2 separate regions of the Mus musculus genome follow, and region 1 is linked to region 2. A link is a loop called in an ENCODE intact Hi-C map of the cell type or tissue named here. Cell type or tissue: heart. All regions are shown on one strand. Links, peaks and the distances in the headings refer to the core of each region. The heading gives the core; the rest is flanking DNA.

Region 1 (10,044 bases), core at 3,062-8,061, 66 kb after region 2:
TATCAGGCTGCTTCAGAATGACCATAGCAGCTGACTATGATTTGCCTCGTGCTTTAGCAGGGCTGTGATTTTGCCAGCTGAAGATAGTTTCTGCGATTGTGTGGTATTGTATGTTGTTGGGATTTCTGGGGACTTTTCAGAGGGTACATAAATGCTAGGATACTGGGTGTCATGGTTGGTTGCTGTTGGTTGAATTTTGTTAAGTAGTCCATGCACAAAGAAGCAACAATAACAAGGAGAAATTAGATATCCTGATGGTAAAGATCAAACTTGCCTCAAGGAACTGGACACCCCTAATCATCAGGAAGTAGTCTAATGATAATGTCCCACCTTTCTGACCTCTGACCTTATTCAGGGATCTCTTTCCTTTCCTCTCTATCCTTTTTTTTTTTTCTCATATCTAGTGTTAGGGGGGTTGAGAGGGTGGACTGAAAAAGAACCCACAAAGTGGCAAAAAGATATCTACATTTGGCTTCCTGGGTCTGGGCATTAAAACTGTGTACCATACATCGAGCTCTGCTCTACATTTGTTTTGATGCAGGTAAGATGTTTCGGATAAGCACAGCGGGAGGAGACACATTATGAACTTGGGATCACTACAGTGAACTTGAGTGTGAATGGCTGCATCACACATCACAACTGGCAGCAGAGTGTGAACAGGAGGCTAACAAACTCCCAGATGTGATGGATACTATCTACAAGAGCAAAAATAAGTCACATTTCCCTCTCCAAGAATCTAACCCATGGGGCAGAGACGAATTTTTAATTAAAGAACTTGACCTGTAAAAACAAATTGTTCAACTGGTCCCTGCCAGGTCCAAACAAGAGGAATTAAATGAAGCATAGTTCTTGATTTACATTGACAATGAAATTCGTGGATGTGAAGGTTGTCAGAGATGCTAAGATTTTCATCTGACAAGACAAAGGCCTTCTGCGGAACAAGGGAGACAGTTTAAAAGGCAAGCCACGGTCAGCATGGTGGTGTACACTCCTTATCCCAGCATGGAGGCAGAAGAATCAGAAATCCAAGGTGAACTTGGGCTGTGTAGCCAGAACCTATCTCAAAAATCAAAAAGCAGCTGGGTGTGGTGGCACACACCTTTAATCCCAGCACTCACAAGGCAGAGGCAGGTGGATCTCTGGGTTCCAGGCTAGCCTGGTTTATAGCCCAGGAAAGCGAGAGGCTACACAGAGAAACCCTGTCTCAAAACTGCTCCCTCACCCCAAAGCAAACATGAGACATAAAGCAATTCAGAACACCCACCCAAAACAACAACAATGAAAAAGGATGCTTAATTTCATTTGTCTAAACCAGTGGTAGACAAATGCCTTCTACAAAGAACCAGAAAGAAAATACTTTGGCTTGTACAGACCATATAGTCTCTGTCACAGCTTTTAATCCATCCCAATGCAGAACAAACACAATGTCAGACAATGTACAAATGAATAAGCATGTCTATCTCCCAATAAAACTTTATGGATGCTGAAATCGAATTTTATGTAACATGCACAGGTTACAAAATGTTACTCTTTAAAAGTTTTGTTTTCAGCCATTTAAAAATATAAATTCTTGGGCTTGGGATCAAGCCCTGTACATAGATAAGCAAATGGTTATCTAATATGCACAAAGCCTGGGACTTGATCCTTAGCATCACAAAAATAAATAAAAGTAAATAAATTCTTAGTATTCCCAGTAGCCCAGAGATGGAGACAACTCAAATGCCCATCAACAGTGGGTGCCTCTATACATGCTTTGCCTTGGCCTGAAGGACATTGTGCTAAGTGGAATAAGCCAGTCGAGGACAGACAGATATTGTATGGCTCTGTTTCCGTGAAGCATCTCATCACATTCATAGAAGCAAGAAGTAGAATGAGACTTACCAAAGGCTTGGGGCAGGGTAGGGTTGGAGGGTGAAGGTTAGTTACTGGTTACAGAATTACAGTTTTACAAGATGAATGCTTCCTAACAAAGCATGCAGGCTTCACACAACTGAAGTAGACATTTTAAACGGGTACATTTTACTGCTGTATTTTCAAAGCTACAATTGAAAGAGGTGAATTCTTCCACTTAAGCCTGGCAAATTTGGTTATTCTTTTTTCCTTTTTTCAAACTATAATTACTAAAAGAGAGTCTTCTTCGCTACACAGAAACAGGCAGTAGACTCCCGAGACAGTCCAAATCCATGCTTCGAAGCGTCCCTAGCAAACCCTCTAACCACAAGGAGTGGGAAGGCCAGCTCCTGAGAGGCCACCCACCAGTCTGTGAAACGCCTGTGAACACACTTTCAAATGGAATTCACCAACATTTTTAAACCCTAGTCCGTAATGCATGCTGTTTTAATGCAAACTTGGCTCTCACTGCTCTAAAAGAAAAAAATCGGTAGAAACTGTTGCTTGTTCAAGCTCAGTGCCGGAAGGGTCCTTCAGTGAACACTTTCCCCAGAGTGGGCTGCCTTTCCATCGGTCCGTTTGGATGTCCATTCCCAAACACTAACCCCCCCGAGGCACCCCAAATAACTTAAGCCTCTTCAAAGTAACAATGACTAGCCACTTTGTGGTTTCTCTCCAGAATGACCAATGCTCAAGTGGCCAGTATTTACCTGTTCTGTTCTAATTGTTTTAGGTTGATTTCTTTTCCTAACCCTAACTCTAACCCTGCTTTCTTATCTACCTTTTCTTTTTCCTTTTTTTTTTTTTTTTTTTTTTTTTTAGTGCTGGAGATTGAACTCATGGCTTTGTACAAGAGAGGCAAGTAATTTACCCCCAAGCTAAATCTCTAACGAGACCTGACCATCTGATTTCTAGAGCTTGCTTTCTGAGTGGCTGTATAGGAACGCCACCTCCCAATCTCCCCCAAGAGAGTGGGGTACCACTTACAAATGACGAACCTTTCTTGACACAACCTCCCCTGAAACCCACAGTTCACCTGATGGCTCACTCCTGATGATAATTCGTGATTACAGGTACCCACCTGTATAGCTTCACACGGAGCAGTTCATGGCTGGCCCCCCAAAATCTTGTTCTGACTACTCATCCCTTCCTGTCCCCAACCCCTGGTGACCAGAACTTTCTCACTGCGCCAATAGTTCTGCCTTTTCTGGGAGAGGTGGGATCATACAGCACGTAGCCCCTTCAGATTAGCTTCTCCCAAGTGGATACTTTCTAAAATAAAAAGCAACATGTATTCCTAAGTGTGGGAGCTTCCGAGTTGGATGATAAATCTAAATCCACACTCTGCATTCAGTTCACATGGACAGCTGGATCATATAGGGACACAGTCTGAGTTTTGCTGAGTGACTGGAGAAGCCAACTAGGGATTTTAAATGATAATCTCCAAAGTGGAAAATTAGCTGTGGAAAATCAGGGTTTGATAGACAGCCCCCTTTCCCATAATTCCTCCTTCTGTTTCACATCTTACCTTGGTCCCCCTCCCTCCTCTCCCCACCACCATTGTCTCTTCTCAGAGCACGGGCAAGCCTGGTCCTCAGTGTATAACCAGCAGGTTATACACATCAGTGATTAAGCAAAAATGCTGCCCTTGTTTAACAAGGTGTTCTGACAGGCACCTGCAGATGTGCGTGTGTGGGGTGGGTATTAACATCCCTGAATTCAATCTAGAACCTTTAATAGTAACCAGATACTCAGAAACAAGCAATCTTTCAGAGAGATAGCAAATGCTAATGGGGGGGGGGCAAGGAAATGTCAGAATGTTGTCCTGCTGACCTGGAGACTTGGCCATTGGTCTGGGATAAGTACGCTGTGGCTAGTTTGCAAAGCACCCCTTACTCTCAACGCGATTCTGTTATTGGGGCTTCCAATCACACCAGACACATTGAGGTGAGGGCTTAAGGGTTACAATTAGGGCTTTAATGAGCCATGTACTCTCATGCCAAACGTTCAAGATTGAAAACTACTGGTCAGAAAGCCCCAAAGGCAGGGGACTGGAAGGTTCTGGAAGGCTGGGGCTGGAGGAACTGTATACAGGGTTTGTTAATAAGAGACCCATTCCCTCCTGCATCCTCCGAGCAATGCCCAACTCTCCAATCAGATCCTGGCCATTGTCCTCAGGGGCGGGGAGTCCAGTCTTGAAACCACAGGGTACCCCTTCCCCTGTCTCAAGCCACCTGGAGCGCCTAAGCAGTGCCTGTCTAAAGCCACTTCACTCATCTCTTTTCTAAGACACAAGGCTCCTAGTTTGTGGCTCTTAAGAAAGTATTCCCAAAAGAGGATCCCAACTCTAAAACTGCCTCCAAATTATTACTATTAATATTAATTATAGTGCTGCTGTTAAATATGCCCCGACAGTAACTCTATCCGACAGCATCTTAGGAAGACTCCATCTCCCTTTGTGCACGCTTATGTTTTTCACCCTCATCTCCTCTGGTCCGCAATAAAAGCAGCCCGGTTCCCAGAGCATCCAAAGTCCTGAACCCCACTCGCCATCCCTCCTGTCCCTAAACTCTTCTTCTATGCCTATGGTAGAGAAAAGCTCGCTTAGGGACCTCCCTTTCGGGGCACCATTAGCAGGGCACGAACCCAGGGTGATGCCAAACTTAGGAACCCGAGGGCTCAGGAGCCGACGGAGCCCCCGCCGAGTGGAGAGACGGCGGCCTGGCCGGCGGGTCCCCAGGCTCCTCCCCTGGGGTGGCCGAGCAGGAAGCGGGGCGGGCACGGCGCGGGGGCGCGCGGGGCGTGCGGGCGGGCGCGGGGCCCGGCGCCGGGGGTATGCGCGGGTCTGGGCGGGCAGCCCCGGCGCACAGCCGCGGCCCGGGCGCACGGCGCGGGGCGGAAAAGCCTGTTTACACAGACTGCACACCGCCTGGGGAATAATGCAGTAAAGGAAGTGAGCAGGCTCGGCCTGACTGCTCCAACTTCCTGCTCTCACACACACCAGAGGAGGGGGGGGGGGGAGAAAAAAAAAAAGAGGAGCGAGAGAAAGAAAAAAAAAAGAGGGGGGAAAATCAGGATCTCATTACAAGAGCAACAGACCGTCTGCAGACGCCTGTCAGCATGGAAAGTCGGGGGCTTTCGCCCGGTTCCTCCTAGAAATCTCCCCAAGAAGACTCCCAAACGCTCCCCCACGTCTGGGTAGGTTGCAGGACTGTTTGCCTGTTGCTCCAGCGCTTGCAAAGTTTTCTTCGGGCTATTTTTTTTTTTTAATTTTTCCTCTTTTTTTTTTTTCTCCTTTCTCCTTCTTTCTTTTCTTTGGCTGGTGGGGGTGGGGTTGTGGGCGCTGTGGGGTGAGTTGTAGACTGCGTTGGGGGAGGATGGGGGTGCGTCCCCGCGGGGGAGGATGCTGTGCGTCGCCACCGCCACCGCCACCGGCGCCACCCCGGGAGCTCGTGCTCGGGCCTGGGGTCTGCACTGCGAAGCCCGGAGGAGACACCCTGAGTGCAAACTCCTGTATCCCTGCAGCGAGGCTCCGGGGCTCTGGGATTAGGGATAGTGGTCGAAGCGGGCTGCGTGGCTGGAGGCTGGATTGTCACTGACCTCCAGCCGGGGTTGCGGTCCGGATCCCTTCAGGATGGGCACCGAGGCGCGAGTGTTCGGATTCAGGGGAGAGCACAGGGGTGGAGAGGGAGCGGAGGACTTGGGCCATGGAGATGTGGGGCCCGGGGCTACGTCCACTCTCTCTGGGCAGGTGACCCCCGCCCAGGTCACCGCCCCAGGCGCACGCCCAGTCTAATGGACATTTAAAAGCCGGCCGAGTCGGCTAGTCCAGATTCGGATTGGGGAGATGGGCCAGGCAAGGGATGAACTTGAAACTCTCAGCTCTTTAACTTCCAACTGCCTGCTGGCCTGTAATGTTACTGGAACTTTTTTTTAAGGGGGGGGGGCTTGAAATTGGGAGGCGGGAGCTAAAAATATTAAATGGTCTCTGTTTTGTTACGACCGAATCATTCCGAGGATAAGCTGCAGTTACGCGGCGGGTGGGGGTGGAAGCAAGAAAGGCTATTTCAGAAACTGCAAAAGGGGCTTTTTAGAAGGAAAAAAAAAAAGAGTGTCGGGAGAGTTTCTGGCTTGTCTGGAAACGGCAAGACTAATTGCCGTGCGCTTCCGCTTTGAAACTGGCTGCAGACAGCATCTTGAAAATGACTCACTGAGGAGCTCACAAAGAAACTGCGGCTTGCTGCTGCTTCTCAGGTTTATGTATTTGTGCCTTTTACAGTTTCCTTTGTAGTGTTTGAGGGTCCCCCGCCCCTTCCCTGCCGGCCCCCTCCAGCCCTCCCCATCTCGAAAGCCCCTCGCCGTCCTATAACTCCCTGCAGTGCTCTGCCGGAGGTGGGGAGGGGGGGGCAGTTGGGGGGGGGGCGTATGGGGGGGGGAAGCCGAGTTGTTTTTGGAGTTGGCTGGGGAGAGGGTTAAAGGGATTCTGCTGCTGCAGGGGGAAAAATGTTCCTTGAATTTTCCACTGGCTGCTGCAGGAAGAGAGAGCCCTTTAGTCATTGCTAAGTAATGTCTGCACACACACACACACACACACACACACACACCCCGACTAATCGCATTGGGAGTTTCCGCTACTCCGCACAGGAGGGGTTTTGTGCGAGCCACTGTCTGCCTGCAGACTTATTGACTTAGAGGTGCCTTCTCCACCCCTGCCAGTCTTTCTAGGGCACACTCTCAAAAAACTTGGCAGTCCCTTTGGCCATTTTGGGTCTCAGTCATGCTTTCCTGGGGGGCGGGGCTGGGAGAGGGAGAGAGAGAGAGTTGTATGTATGTTCTGTTTTGTTCTCTGATGTTCAATCAACTCTTACACAAACACACATGCCTGCCCATCCTCTCCCATCTGTTCCTCTGCTTTGTAGGGGTTGGGAAGGGGGACATGGCTGGGGGGGGGGGGGTAGGTCAGGTCAGGCTGGGAAACCTAGCATGTTCCAGGCATCTATCAGTGAGAACCTAAATCAATTTATGAGCCCTATTGCCCACCAAAATATCCACTGGTCTCCTTCCTTCTCTCCCATCCTGTGGCACACATTTATTTGGAAAAGGGTCAGTTACGGGTTTGAATTTATGAGGATTATAAAATTACAGATTGTGTTAGGAGGGTATGTAGGTCAGACAGTTAAGGAGACTGTCCATAAGTGTACTAAGAGCTTCCAGTAATGAGTGCTTGCAAAACCCCCAGAGCATGAAAAGGGATGGCCTTTCAATGCCAGATATAGAGCAGGCTCTCTCTCTCTCTCTCTCTCTCTCTCTCTCTCTCTCTCTCTCTCTCTCTCTCTCTCTCTCTCTCTCTCCTTTTAAATGTTGACTAGAAATGTGTAGAGTTACTAAAAAGGACAAAGAATTTCAGAGAACCCCACTGAAAGCACAGGGCTTCTTTCTTGCCGAGGACATGGTGCCTCTCGTGAGGACTTCCAAGATGTTACCAAGACTTCTCCTTTGGCAAATCTGTCCTAAAAAACAACCCAGCCAGCCCACCCTAGGTGAGTCAGTGGGCCAGACTTCCAAGATGCCCCTCAAACGTTTCCTAGGGCTAAATGGGTGGTCAGTAAACTGCTGGTGTTGAGTGTTCAGTAGGACCACAAAACTTCAGCTGATGGGGAAACCTTCCAGGTGCTACCATCATCCTGCAGGAGGATTCCAGAAGGTTGTGAACACTTCCTTCTAACCCAGTGCTTCTCAACCTAACAGTGCAACCCTGGAATACAGTTCCTTATGTTGTGATGAACCCCCAACCATGATATTATTTTTTGTTACTACTTCATAACTGTAATTTTTGCTGCTGTTATGAATCATAATGTTAATATCCGATATGCGGGATTATCTAATATGTGACTCCCCCAGACGGTCTCGACTCACAGGTTGAGAACCAGGTTCTGAACAGAAGGAGGGTATCAGAGTCCAAGTTGTTGAAGAATCCTGAGATCTGCTTCTGTGGTTTTCAACCAGGAATAATTTTGCTTCCTACAAGGAACACCTGTAGGGGTGCTAAGTCCACCTGGCAGAAACCAGGGATGCTGGTATTCAACCACCAGTGTCCCAGACAGCTCCCCATCGATAATCTGCAAGTCTCCCGTGCTTACGCCAAGCAGTTATTTCACCTTAATGATGAGGATGATAAACTCTCTCAGGCATTCATTCAACAAACGGACATTAAAGTCTTCAGTGGTCCCTTTGACAACATACTCTTTATGTCTGTCTCTGTCTTTTTCTCTCTCTTGATCCCCATCCCCATCCTCCAACTGTCTTCTTTTCTGTGCCATTGAATGATAGAATGGCAGATGCTGACATTGTGATGATATAACTTTCATGAGTTGAATCTTTGAACTTCCCTCAGCACCGAGTCTTCACACAGCCAGAGCCGATGCTCTTTAGATGGGAAGAGCCCTGTTGGGATGGGGAGAGTCCTTGAATTTTGACGATACCTAAGCATTTACTTAAAACCTCCCCCTTTGTCTCCTTCTGAAAGAAACCAATTAATTCAAAACTGCTAATATACAGTAAATGCAACCCTGAGGTCATACATTAAAATTTATGCTTGTCATAACTTTTTGGAACTTAAATCTCTTCCTGAAATTGGTTTTAAAGGACTTCCAAGCAGTGTGTATAATTTAAAATCTTCCTTCCCAGCGCTCAGATATGGGACTTTGTGCGTTCTATGCTACCAAACTATATTTATATAGATAGCTTTGTCAGATGTCACAGAAACATAACCTACTGGCAAGCCCAAGGCACTTAATTAAAGAATTACCCACAGATATGACTTCCTGGAGTAGTCTTTTGTTTTAAAGGTGAGTTGCCCCTTACTAATAGAGAGTTTGGGTCCTTGACATGCCTAGGCAATGGCAGGATCCTCTTTGCTTCCCAGACCTCAGACTCCTCCTCGTGCATAAAAAGCAATGTGTTCTCTGTCTGTTTGATTCTGTGCTAGCGGCCCCTTCCCTAGACCTCCTTAACTCACCTGTGTTCATGAGCAAAGGCCCTGATGTGCACCATGTGGCTTCGAATGTTACAGGCAGACATTTTTCTTTCTTTCTTTTTTTTTTTTTTTGTTTTTTGTTTTTTTCTTTTTCGAGACAGGGTTTCTCTGTGTAGCCCTGGATGTCCTGGAACTCACTCTGTAGACCAGGCTGGCCTTGAACTCAGAAATCCGCCTGCCTCTGCCTCTCAAGTGCTAGGATTAAAGGTGTGCGCCACCACCGCCCGGCTTCTGGCAGACATTTTTCATGTAGTAGTTGGCAAAGCTCCTCTTGGCTTTCGCAGGGTGACTTAGAGCCGGTTACAACCACACCAGTCACGAGATGTCTTCTCAAGGCTACTTTTTCTGTTTTTCTTGGTTGTGAAGAGTATCACAAATTACTCTAGGAAAACAAAGAAAGCCACAACGACAACAATAAACATCTCCCCCAAACTCCACTGATAACATTTTGTTGTATATTTTTGTAGTCTTTGTAAAATGTGCCTTGTGTACACAGATGTGCAGGAACATGTGTGCTCGATCGCTCGGAAGGTTTTATTTAGAGTCACGTCTTACTTTTTAAAAGAGTGCATTTTCACCCAGCACCCCCACAGAGTGCAGTTTAATGATGACGGCTGAGATTCCAAGTTGCCAGACAGTGAGCTTATGTTTATGGAGGGTGACATGATTTCGGATGAACTGGTTTGGGGTTTTGTCGTTTGGAATATCTTAAGAATGCTGCCCTCTTGAAAGACTGGGGTTCCTGTGTGCTGTGAAATTTGGGATTTTGATGAGTTTCTGTATGATTTAAGAATGAGTCATGATTGGCAGTGGAGTATCGAGCTGTAGTAACAGGAAGTGAGGGCACACTACACATCAGAGCAGAAAGCTAGAAAAGGGGAGAGAATGGACGTTAAACTGGAAAAAATATACCCTAGGCTGAGCTAGCTGTGGAGGGGAAGAAGGGTTCTCGTAGACAATCTTTGTTTCTTGCTATATCTCCACTTTCCAAACTTTTGCTGTTTTAAATTTGTTTTTGTTTTTTTCAAGCTCAATATTACTATAGCCTGTGGCCAGTTTGAATCGAGGTCATTCAGCTTTTTGACTGACACCATGGCAGGAATACCATGACCACTGTC
Region 2 (10,044 bases), core at 2,359-7,358:
TAGTCATCAGAGACCAATCAATGCTCAGGACATTAAAAAAAAAAAAAGTTTTCCCACAAGGCCAGATGGTAGATACCTTTGACTCATCGGGTCACAGCCTCTTTCTAAGATGACCAACAGCTAGAATCTGAATGTTTGTGTCTCCCAAAAAAGTGTCTAGCCCTAGTCCCCAAGATGATAGTATTGAGAGGGGGACAGGATGTTTGGACACATGAGTGGAACCCTTATAAGAGGGATCCCAGAGAGCTGTAACCTATTCCACATTGCAATTACACAGTGAGATTACATCATAGGTATGAATCTAAAAGCTCTTACCAAGCACCTAATACAGGTGCTTTGAACATCCCAGCTTCGAGAAATGTGAGAAGTAACTCCCTATTGTGTATAGGCCACTCAAATTATGGTCCAGCAGCTCCAAGGGACGAGATAGGCAGCCACAGACAACACAAAAAAGAATGAATATAACTGGTCCACCAGTGAGATTTTATTTATGGTCACAGAAATTTGCATTTCAAGTCATTTACATGTGTCATGAAATCTTTCAATCTTTTTTTGGGGGGGGCAAGGATTTAAAAGTATAAAAAACCTTTCTTAGTTCACGGAGAGTCGGTTACAAACACAGGTGCTGGACTAGGTCTGGTAAACAAGCTAAAGTTTGCTACTCCTGGTTTCGAACACCACCGGGCACACAGGAAGAGCTTTACAAGTCTAAGAGAAGCGGTTACAAGAAAGGGGAGGGACCAGGACCTGGGATGTGACAAGGAGGTGGGAGTGGGACAGATGTGTCAAACAGAAGATGGGCTAAGGACCCACCATCCTCTGAGCATCTCTCTCCCTTGTGGGGAGCGGGTGTGGCGGCAGTCCCAAAGGCGCCAGAGACTGCAGCTAAGTCATATGACTTGCACCTGACTTCCTCATATAAGACACGAACATCTTGAGTGCTGCGCAGGTGTACCAGGATTCAGGTGAATCCAATTTGGTGGAGATTTGCCCCTGCTGCCCTGATTAGCTGAAGCTGCGTGCCTGGTGAGGTGGCGTGGCCTGCTGTGCGTGGATGGGAACTGAGAGTATATAAGAGTGAGAGGCCCGGGTTAGAGGGAGGATTATTATTCGAGAGAGGATTGTTATTATAGGGAGATATAAACAAGGGAGATATAAACAGGGGAGATATAAACAAGGGAGATATATAGAGAAAGAAGAAATAGGACTGAATAAACGTGTGCAGAAGGATCCTGCTGTGGCGTCGTTCTTGCTGGCGAGTTGGGGGCGCGCTCGACAGTTGGTGCCGAAACCCGGGACAAGAAACATCTTCAGGCAAGAGCGAAGACCCCCTGCTACAGGGAGGATTCAGAACTGCATCACGGGGAAGGAGCAGTTAATAAAGGTTCCCGTAAAACAGACTGTTGAGAAGGATCTGGTGTGGATTCAGAACTCTTCAGCTGGGGAACGGTACTGATGAAGAGAAAGAAGAAAGATGAAGACTGAATAAACTGCTGTTAGAAGGACTGGTGGTCGCGTCGTTCTTGCTGGTCGAGAGCAGGCGCGACAATTGGTGGCCCGTACGGGGAACCGACTCCCCCACCGAGTTCAGAACTTTCAGCAGTCAGTGGTTGCCGGCAGGGTAAGTTCACGGTGAGTGAAACTTGTGACCCCAGGAGTTTGGGAAGGACCTCGGATAAAATAGAGGTGAGCATAAAGTTGCCAGGAAGCAGGCACAAGGTAACGAAAGGTTCCTGGTTTTGGGATAAGTTAAGGTTCCTGGTTTGGGGACAAGTTAAGGAACTATGATAACCTCAGTGTAGTGATCAATAGATCCTCGCTGTGTAGTTATGCTTTTTTCTCCCATTGACCCTTTGTGGGTAGGTCTGATAGTTTTGGTCTTGTTTGTTCTGATATATGGACTCTGTTACTGTTTGAAACTGTGTGTAGAGGCAGTCAAGACAGGTCAGAAAATCCTTATAGAGCAACAAGAAAGTATGTCGGAAGAGGAGAAGGGCTTAAAAAGAAAAAGAAAAAGAAAAAGAAAGGAGACACAGTGTTATCAGGTGGTCAAAAAGGACAAAATAAAAGAGCCGAGGTGGAGGAGGAAGGCAAATTAGCTTTTGTGCCGCCTCCCTATGCCTCCTCAGCAGCCACCTGTAGGTGGACCTTCTGTCCGGATATTTGGAGAGGATCGACCAGATCAGGTGTTGACGTGGGCGAGAGGGTCTGTTTGTGTGTTTCCACAGGATTAGACGGAACCTCTTTGGGTGCCGGAGAGATTGGTGAGACGCTGCAAGAATGAGGCTCCTGATCCAGTTGCCCCTGTGGATGTGGTGGATGATCCCACAAGCACAAAGGATGGAGCCAAGATGAGAGATCCTTTCGGTATTCCAGAAGCCGATACCAGCTCGACATGACATTCAAATTTTTCCACGCTTTTTGATCCCTGAATTCCCCTTAAAGAGATAGCCCCTCTGGCTATCTATCCCTTGCTTCAGAGAAGATGAGCGGGGATGAGAGCCCTGGGATGTATGCTTGTTATAGTGTGTGTGTGTGTTGTGTGTTTGGCACATGTGTTAGGTGCAGAGTGTGCAGGCCCGCACTTTTGCCATGGTAGCGTAGGCTTTTGCTGCAGTGGAGGCGGGACAATCTCCTCAGATTCGGTTTGCCGCTCTAAAAGAAATTATGCTGCGTTATGCCGTGGGGTGCGAGGCTAAGCACTGCACAGAGGATAGCTTGCTGTTGGCATCCTGTGGAAGGTATGTCTGATTGCATGAAGGTTCAGTGTCCTAGTTCCCTTCCCCCAGGAAAAACGACACGGGAGCTGGCCAAGACCTCTCTGGGTGATGAGCCTAAGGGATGGTTTTGTGTAGGGCCCCTATGCTTGCACACTGGGGATCAGACCTCTACCTTCACCCATGAGGCTTGCTTGCAGCAATTAAGATCTGGCCATAAGTTAATTAACATCCTGGCCTTTTGATGCACCTGCCACAAGCAAAACACAATCTCCCCAGGAGTGGCTTGGCATGATAGAGAGGTAGTCAGTGATAAGACTCCCTGGGCATGTCACCAACCTAAGACAGGGATCAAACCAATGCTGTTTGTCTCCCAAGGACGGGTAAGGGGCATGGTTTCGAGGGGCTATCTACAGACATTCTCTCTGCCAAAAAAGAAAAAAGGGGGAATTGTGGGGAGCGGGTGTGGCGGCAGTCCCAAAGGCGCCAGAGACTGCAGCTAAGTCATATGACTTGCACCTGACTTCCTCATATAAGACACAAACATCTTGAGTGCTGCGCAGGTGTACCAGGATTCAGGTGAATCCAATTTGGTGGAGATTTGCCCCTGCTGCCCTGATTAGCTGAAGCTGCGTGCCTGGTGAGGTGGCGTGGCCTGCTGTGCGTGGATGGGAACTGAGAGTATATAAGAGTGAGAGGCCCGGGTTAGAGGGAGGATTATTATTCGAGAGAGGATTGTTATTATAGGGAGATATAAACAAGGGAGATATAAACAGGGGAGATATAAACAAGGGAGATATATAGAGAAAGAAGAAATAGGACTGAATAAACGTGTGCAGAAGGATCCTGCTGTGGCGTCGTTCTTGCTGGCGAGTTGGGGGCGCGCTCGACACTCCCTGAGGTCGTTGGCTGGCTTATACCCTTCATTTGCTCATGGGGTTGAGTAGAGCTCAGAGGGGTTCAGTAGCATGCTCAGACGGCACTGCACAGCTTATCTACGGCACAGCAGGGACGTGAACCTGCTCTTTAGAGGACATAAAAAGACTGTACTTTTCCCACGGCCACCATTCACATATTTCAGGAAGCTTACGTGAAAGATGCTACGTCAGTGGAAGAAACCATTTACCTTTGACCTTGTCAAGTGAACAGTCTAGTGGGAAAGCAGATATTCCTCTGAGCAATTCTAACTGAGGGAGACACCTCCTACTGCCAGAACCCCTGTGAGGAGCCCTGGGTTTACAATCCTAGCCCGTATTTGGGAAATCTGGGGAAGTGATGTCTAAACTGAGACTGAAAATGGAGAAGGAAGGGCCCAGGAAAGCAGGAAACAGAAGGATCGCACTAACCCACAATTTTGCCTGTGTAACCAAGTGGCCAGCTTAGCGCCCCAATATTTCTGAAGCTGGTTGTGTTCCTGGTGGCCTCTGATAACAACCCCATGGTGCCCTTGGCTCCCTACCATCTCTTGTCCTGAGTTGCCTTTGTATTTCTGTCCCCCCCCCCCCGCTCCCTGGAGACAGAATTCAGTCCGATCTCTGTTTTTATCATCACACCCTTGAAGTTACTCTATTCGTTGGGGAATGTTGACTCCGATTTTGGTGGAGGGAGGGGTCCTTTCTGGAGTTGGGTTTCCTGTCCCTCCAGGCTCTCTACTTCCTTCCTGGAGCTGCAAACAGATCCTTCCTTTGTCTTGTGGGACGTGTCCTGCCCACCTCTGTGGAGAGGATGAAACCCTATTTGTCATATTAGACAGTGCTGCCTTTCCAAGAGAAGCTGTGAACATTCTCTCTACGCATCAAGCCTTTCTTTGTATCCTCCTTTATAGATGAGAAAACAGAGTTGTTCACCCAAGTGATGCTGTTGGGAGTGACAGGCAGGTCAGTCTAAATCCCAGCTCCCTTTGCTCAGCTACTGTGCTCTGTTTTCCACCGAGATGGAGGACTGCCCGGGAGGGAGACCCGAAGAAAGAAGTCAAAAGTCCCCAGTGGCTGGGTCCACATAAGAGAATCAACTTCAAAAGAAGTATTCATTTCTGATTACCTCCCCGCCATCTGAAGGTGAATGCTTCATACACCTTCTTCCAGAGTGAGAGAGGTAGACAAGATTGGCTGTGTTCACATCTGACCCCCACCACCACCCTAGACACCACCAAATACACAAGGGTCCTCCATGAGAGAAATGTAGGTGACCCAAAAGGCCACAGTTACTGTGCTTAGCTTAGTAAGAGAGTTGGCACCCCCGTAGGGTCAACTAGAGTAGAGGGCCCAGGCGTGGGGGGTCTGCCCACTGCTTGACCTGAGACAATTCTGGGAGACAGCAGTGAACAGACTCTTAGGAGAGAAGAGGAGAAGGAATCAGGAAATGATAAAGGAAGACCTGTTCCACGTTGGGGAAAAAAAAGGGGGGGGGGCAATGTTTGAGCCAAAGTGAATTTTGGTCACTGAAGCTAGAAGCTAGACAAGTTCATATGGGCCTAGGTCTCAGCTTGGCTCTTTGGAGCGCTTGCTTCCAAGTCAGGGACCTTCATTAAATGACAAGGAAGTCAGTGTCTCTAGCTATAAACAAAGCCTTGTTTCCTGAGTCCAGAATGCCCAGGGAGAGCCATTATCGCTCTGGTGTTGCGAATTCTGACCCTCCTCCACGGCTGAGTGTATGATCTCTTCTGCTGACCTGCTGACACGAACCTAGAGGAAAGCAAAGAACAGGAGGAGCCCCGCCTTTAGGAAGTTCTGAGCCCAGAGCAGCAAAACCGGGCTTCCTCTCCCCTTCACTCTCAGATCTCAAAGGTCACTGTGGTCTGGCAAGCCCTGCCCCCGCCCCGTCGAGGCCTGGTTCAGCTCAGCTCCTCTTACCTCACACCCTACCAGCCAGCAGCCCCCCAAGTTGAGACACAGCCACCTCTCTAGCCCACCTGTCCCCTGGTTGGACTTTCGGACATCTGCTCTTAAGACACAAAGGAAACCAAAACCCAAGGTCACAGTGGCAGATGCTGCCAGGCCTCAGGAAGTATGCTTCTGGTCCAGGGGACAGCCCTGGGCAGCCCTGGAAAGAGGAAATCCTCTTTGGCATCCAAAACAAAGATTGTGTAGACCAGTGTTGTCCCTAACGACCAGCCATCTGTAAGCTGTGACAGCCTCCGATTAGTCCCAGCTTCTAGGTGTGCTGGAAAGAATGCACAGGGGTGGTAATGGATGGTAATGAAAGGTTACAGGTCTGGATGACTAAATGGCACCAGTGTGAGGTCCAGGAATCCCAATTAGCAAGGCTCCTATAGAAACAGATGGAGCCGAAAGGTGTATTGGCTCTTCAGTGTGAGCAGATCTGTGGGCCCAGGCCAAGACACTACTGAATCACATGTCTAGGATCTTAATGTTTCCCTACCACAGATGAAGACTTGGGACTATAAACTCTAAACCTAGCATCTGGGTTCGGTGCACCTCCCCTACTACCCCTGACCCCCCACAGTATCCAAATTCTAAAACTCTGTGCATTTTGTCTTTTATATAGTTGGTAACTAATTACCATATCCCAAGAATAGTCACATCAATTGGTGACAAGTTTGGAAATGTGACAAGTCCCCCCCCCCTTTTTAAAGTGGAATCAGCCCGCTAATTGCACAGGCTATACAAAAGGCAAAGTGTCTAATTTCTCACCTCTGGGGCTGTCAGATCCCTGCTCTATTCTGCTGGAGGCTTAATTCATGCTGTCAGGGTTACCATGGAAGATTGTATATGCAACTCTAATTTGAGTGCTGTGGGTTCCACACTTTCTCATCCTAATGGCTCCTGATCAGGGTCAAATTTGCTCCTGCAAAGACATCTGGTGATACACATGGAGACAATTCCAGTTGCTGCCATTTGGAGAGGGGACATGCTCCTGATATCTATCTATCCAGCAGGTAGAGACCCGAGCATCTCTATGCAAAGATTCAGCCAGCCCGGAGGATGCTAGTGTTGAGATTGGGAACTCTAGACTAGACTGAGAGCTGAACCAAGAAAAGAAAGGCCAGTCAGTGAGCTGTGGAGAAAGGCCAGGAAGGTCTGTGAGAGGCAGCTGCTCTCAGGGGCCAGCAGTGTCAGGAAGAAACCCAGATTTTCATGAGCAAACAGAGTTTGCCAGATTTAATTAGCTCCCCGATGGATAAACCCGTCAACTCCAAAGGCACTACCAGAAGCCCGGACTTACCCAGTTTCTGACAAAACCTCCTATGTTCATCAGTTCAGAAAAGCTCCTGACTTATCACCTTGTACCCCTGATGGTCCAAATGAAGCTTTGAATTTCGGGAACGTCTTGGAACATCCAATAACAGTGTTGGAAGGGTTACCGATCATCTTCACAAACTATTATAACTAGTTATGGATTGGCACCTCTTACATATACACAATGTAAGTGTGTGTGTGTGTGTGTATGTGTGCATCTGCATGTTCTTTGTTTTTGAGGTAGGGTGTCACTATGTAGCCCAGGCTAGTCCCAATTAATGCACTGGGTGACATCCCAAACCAGGGATTCCAGGGCCCAATTTCACAGCTTCAAGCTTCGTTCTGATATTATTAGTTGAGTGACCTTTTGGGAATTCTTCTTGATTCCTCAGTTTCCCTGTGTGTGAAATGGAGACAACAATACGAACCCTAAGTGAGGCCTGTTCTGAGAATCAAATGGAGGATCATGGGAATTGCTGAGGTCAGCATCTGCGCACAGTAGGGGCCTTGATAGCTGTCACTGAAAAGCAAATCAAAATGAGCAAATCTAGCAAATGCAGTCAAAAATTAAAATAAAAAACGTGAAGTTGTTCACTCTGACGGGGTACCATAAGCACATAAGCCATAAACACACCTTCCAGGACCCCACAGGAAACCTCTCTAAGTAGCACAAGACTCACAAAAATTGACTTCAGAGCTTAATAAATACAACAAGGATTTCATACCTGCTACTCCATTTAAGGAAACATTGCTTTTATTTTTTTTTAAAGGCAGCCCTTTAAAATAATAATAATTTTTGCACACCTGGGAAATTAGAAAACTCACAAAGTTACTTTGCAAGGCACACTCATGTCTTCTAAGCTTGCTGGGGCTTTTGAGAAGACAGGGGAGGAGATAGGGGCGGTCACAATGATGCTCACATCCTGAGCCACAGCCCTTACTCCAACCCAGAACCCTGGCAACTCCATGCAGTCAGTGGTTCATATTGGCTTCAACCCAAGATTACAACGGCTGGGGATTTGGGGGTCCAGTAAGTTTTCAAAACACTGCCATTTGAACAGCTATATAATTGTCTTTATGATTTTTGAGAACCCCCAAGATTCATTATCAGAAAGCTTATTTTCTTTTGATTAGGTCTCACTGTGGACCCTAGGCTGACTTCTAACTCATAAGCTCTCTGCTTTAACCTCCCACGGCTGGGACGGCAGGTGTATGCTGCTGCCATCAGTTGTTAATAGACATCATTTATTACTGTATATTAGTTACACAAAATGATGAATTTCACTATACTTTCCTATGTATATACATTTAAAATATGCTTTGATCAGAGTCGTCCATCAGTGCTCTCCCCCACGTCTTTTTCCGCTAAAGCTCACAGTGTGGAACTCCTTATAAGATAGGTGCAATGAGGTTGGCCTGTGGATCACACTACTGAGACTGAGACAAACTCAAGTCTAGGACTAGGAAGGGACCTCCTCACACTCACGTGGTTGCAAACCGAGAGGCAGCCCGTTGTCTCTGCAGTGAGGGGAAGGTGGACCAAGAGCACAGCCATGGCTGCTGAGCAGCCCTCTGTGAGCTGGAGAAGAAGCCCCTTGATCATTTGATACGATGCTGAATTCTCATCCATTCCTTAGCCTTTTGTTCCAAGGAACAAGGTGGGTAATGCAAGGAGCCAGAGGGCCAGAAAATGGCTCAGTGGTTAAGAATACTTGCTGCTCTTACAGAGGACCTGGGTTTAATTCCCATCACCCACATAAGATGGCTCACCATAGCCTATACCTCTACTTCCTAAGCATCTGTCATCCTCCTTTGGACTCGGGTGGTACCTGCGAGCATATGGTGGGCATACAGACAAGCAGACACACACGCATACATGTAAAATAAACAGCTTCTTCTTAATGTACTCAAAAGGCAAGTTTTCTCAAATTGATTCGCTACTAGTATCACAACCCTGAGAATATACTAAAACCCACTGAACTGCTATAGGTGAAGTGTACATCATACAAGTAATATCCTAATAAAGCTATTATATGAAGAGAAGACAGAGAAAGAAGGAAAAGGGGGGTGGAGAGAAAGGAGAGGGGGAAGGGAGAGGCAAGACATGACTAAAGCACAGGGCTGTCCTGGGCAATATCATCAGATGCTGAAGCAGCAATGTGGGTATGGATACCCTTGTAGGCCAGGAGGATGTGACTTTCACATTCATGGTGGGTTCTACGCAAATGGGTGATGTGGTCTGATTATTAAAGCAATTTTGTCTTGCCTATAGACTGACTAGGGGACAAGGGGCAATTCTCCACTAGAAAACTCCATTTTTCCAGAAGGTTCTGGTAAGAGGTTGGATGGAGAGCAGTGAGGACTACCCGTCCACGTGAAGCCTCACCCCTCAGCCTGGGTCCCATCCTCTCCTCCTCAATGCTCGCCAGCTTCTAAACTAAGGGAAGAGCTGAAAGAGTTAGCCAAGGACGACACCAGATGGATATCCAGCCCGTTTTCGTCGCTTGATTTGGAAATGGGTCAACTTGTACTGAAGTGGTCACTTAGCAGGTAAGGCAATTACCTCCTTTGTGAGTTCAAGGGCATAAGTTCAAGGCCCAGATCCCACTGAAACAAAAGCCAGACATGATGGTGTGGGCTAGTGTAATCCCAGCACAGAGATGGGTAGGTCTATGGGGCTTGCTGGCCAGCCAGTCTAATTTACTTAGTGAGCTCCTGGCCAGTGAGAAACCCTACCTCAAAAAGAAGGTAAATGGTACCTGAAGAATTCTACCTAAAGTTGTCTTTGGCGCACACACTCAAACACACACACACACACACACACACACACACACACACACACACACACACAAACACACAAAACCAGACAACTCTACCTTATTCACTTCCTCAGTTTTTATGACACAAGACAATTAGGAAGGATGCTTATCTTATAAGAGTGATACCTGAGTCCTTTGGTGGTAGCCAAGTTGCTGCAGTAGAGAAATCTACATGAAGATTAACGTGTAAAAGAAGCCAGTTGGCAGAGAAAGATCCCACCTAGGCCACAGCCAAAGAATAGAGCACGGAGAGATAGCTGTGATATTCAAATGTGGGACAAACAAGTACTAGGTAGATGATCTACAAAG

The links. A loop is a pair of places that touch in the nucleus more often than their neighbours do. Peaks named below come from ENCODE experiments on the same cell type or tissue, not always from the same donor. Only the 100,000 strongest peaks of a DNase experiment are listed, where the experiment ranks them.
Region 1: it touches region 2 in a loop (4-fold over the local background); 1 of 42 quality-filtered maps calls a loop at or near these places.

The regions. Positions count from the first base shown.
Region 1 is chr10:93,305,796-93,315,839 of GRCm38, reverse strand. Elk3 (ELK3, member of ETS oncogene family) reads left to right here and starts at 4,681. Exons shown (of 5, transcript NM_013508.2): 1 at 4,681-5,088. In heart, for the core only: a CTCF peak has its summit at 5,334; DNase peaks (open chromatin) are centred at 4,739, 5,529, 6,109 and 6,549; H3K4me3 peaks cover 4,255 bases; H3K27ac peaks cover 3,840 bases.
Region 2 is chr10:93,370,868-93,380,911 of GRCm38, reverse strand. No RefSeq gene overlaps it. Among named protein-coding and RNA genes, the nearest start is that of Gm17745, 40 kb to the right of the region's middle. In heart, for the core only: no CTCF peak of the experiment used is centred there; DNase peaks (open chromatin) are centred at 4,371, 4,941, 5,411 and 5,741; H3K27ac peaks cover 1,940 bases.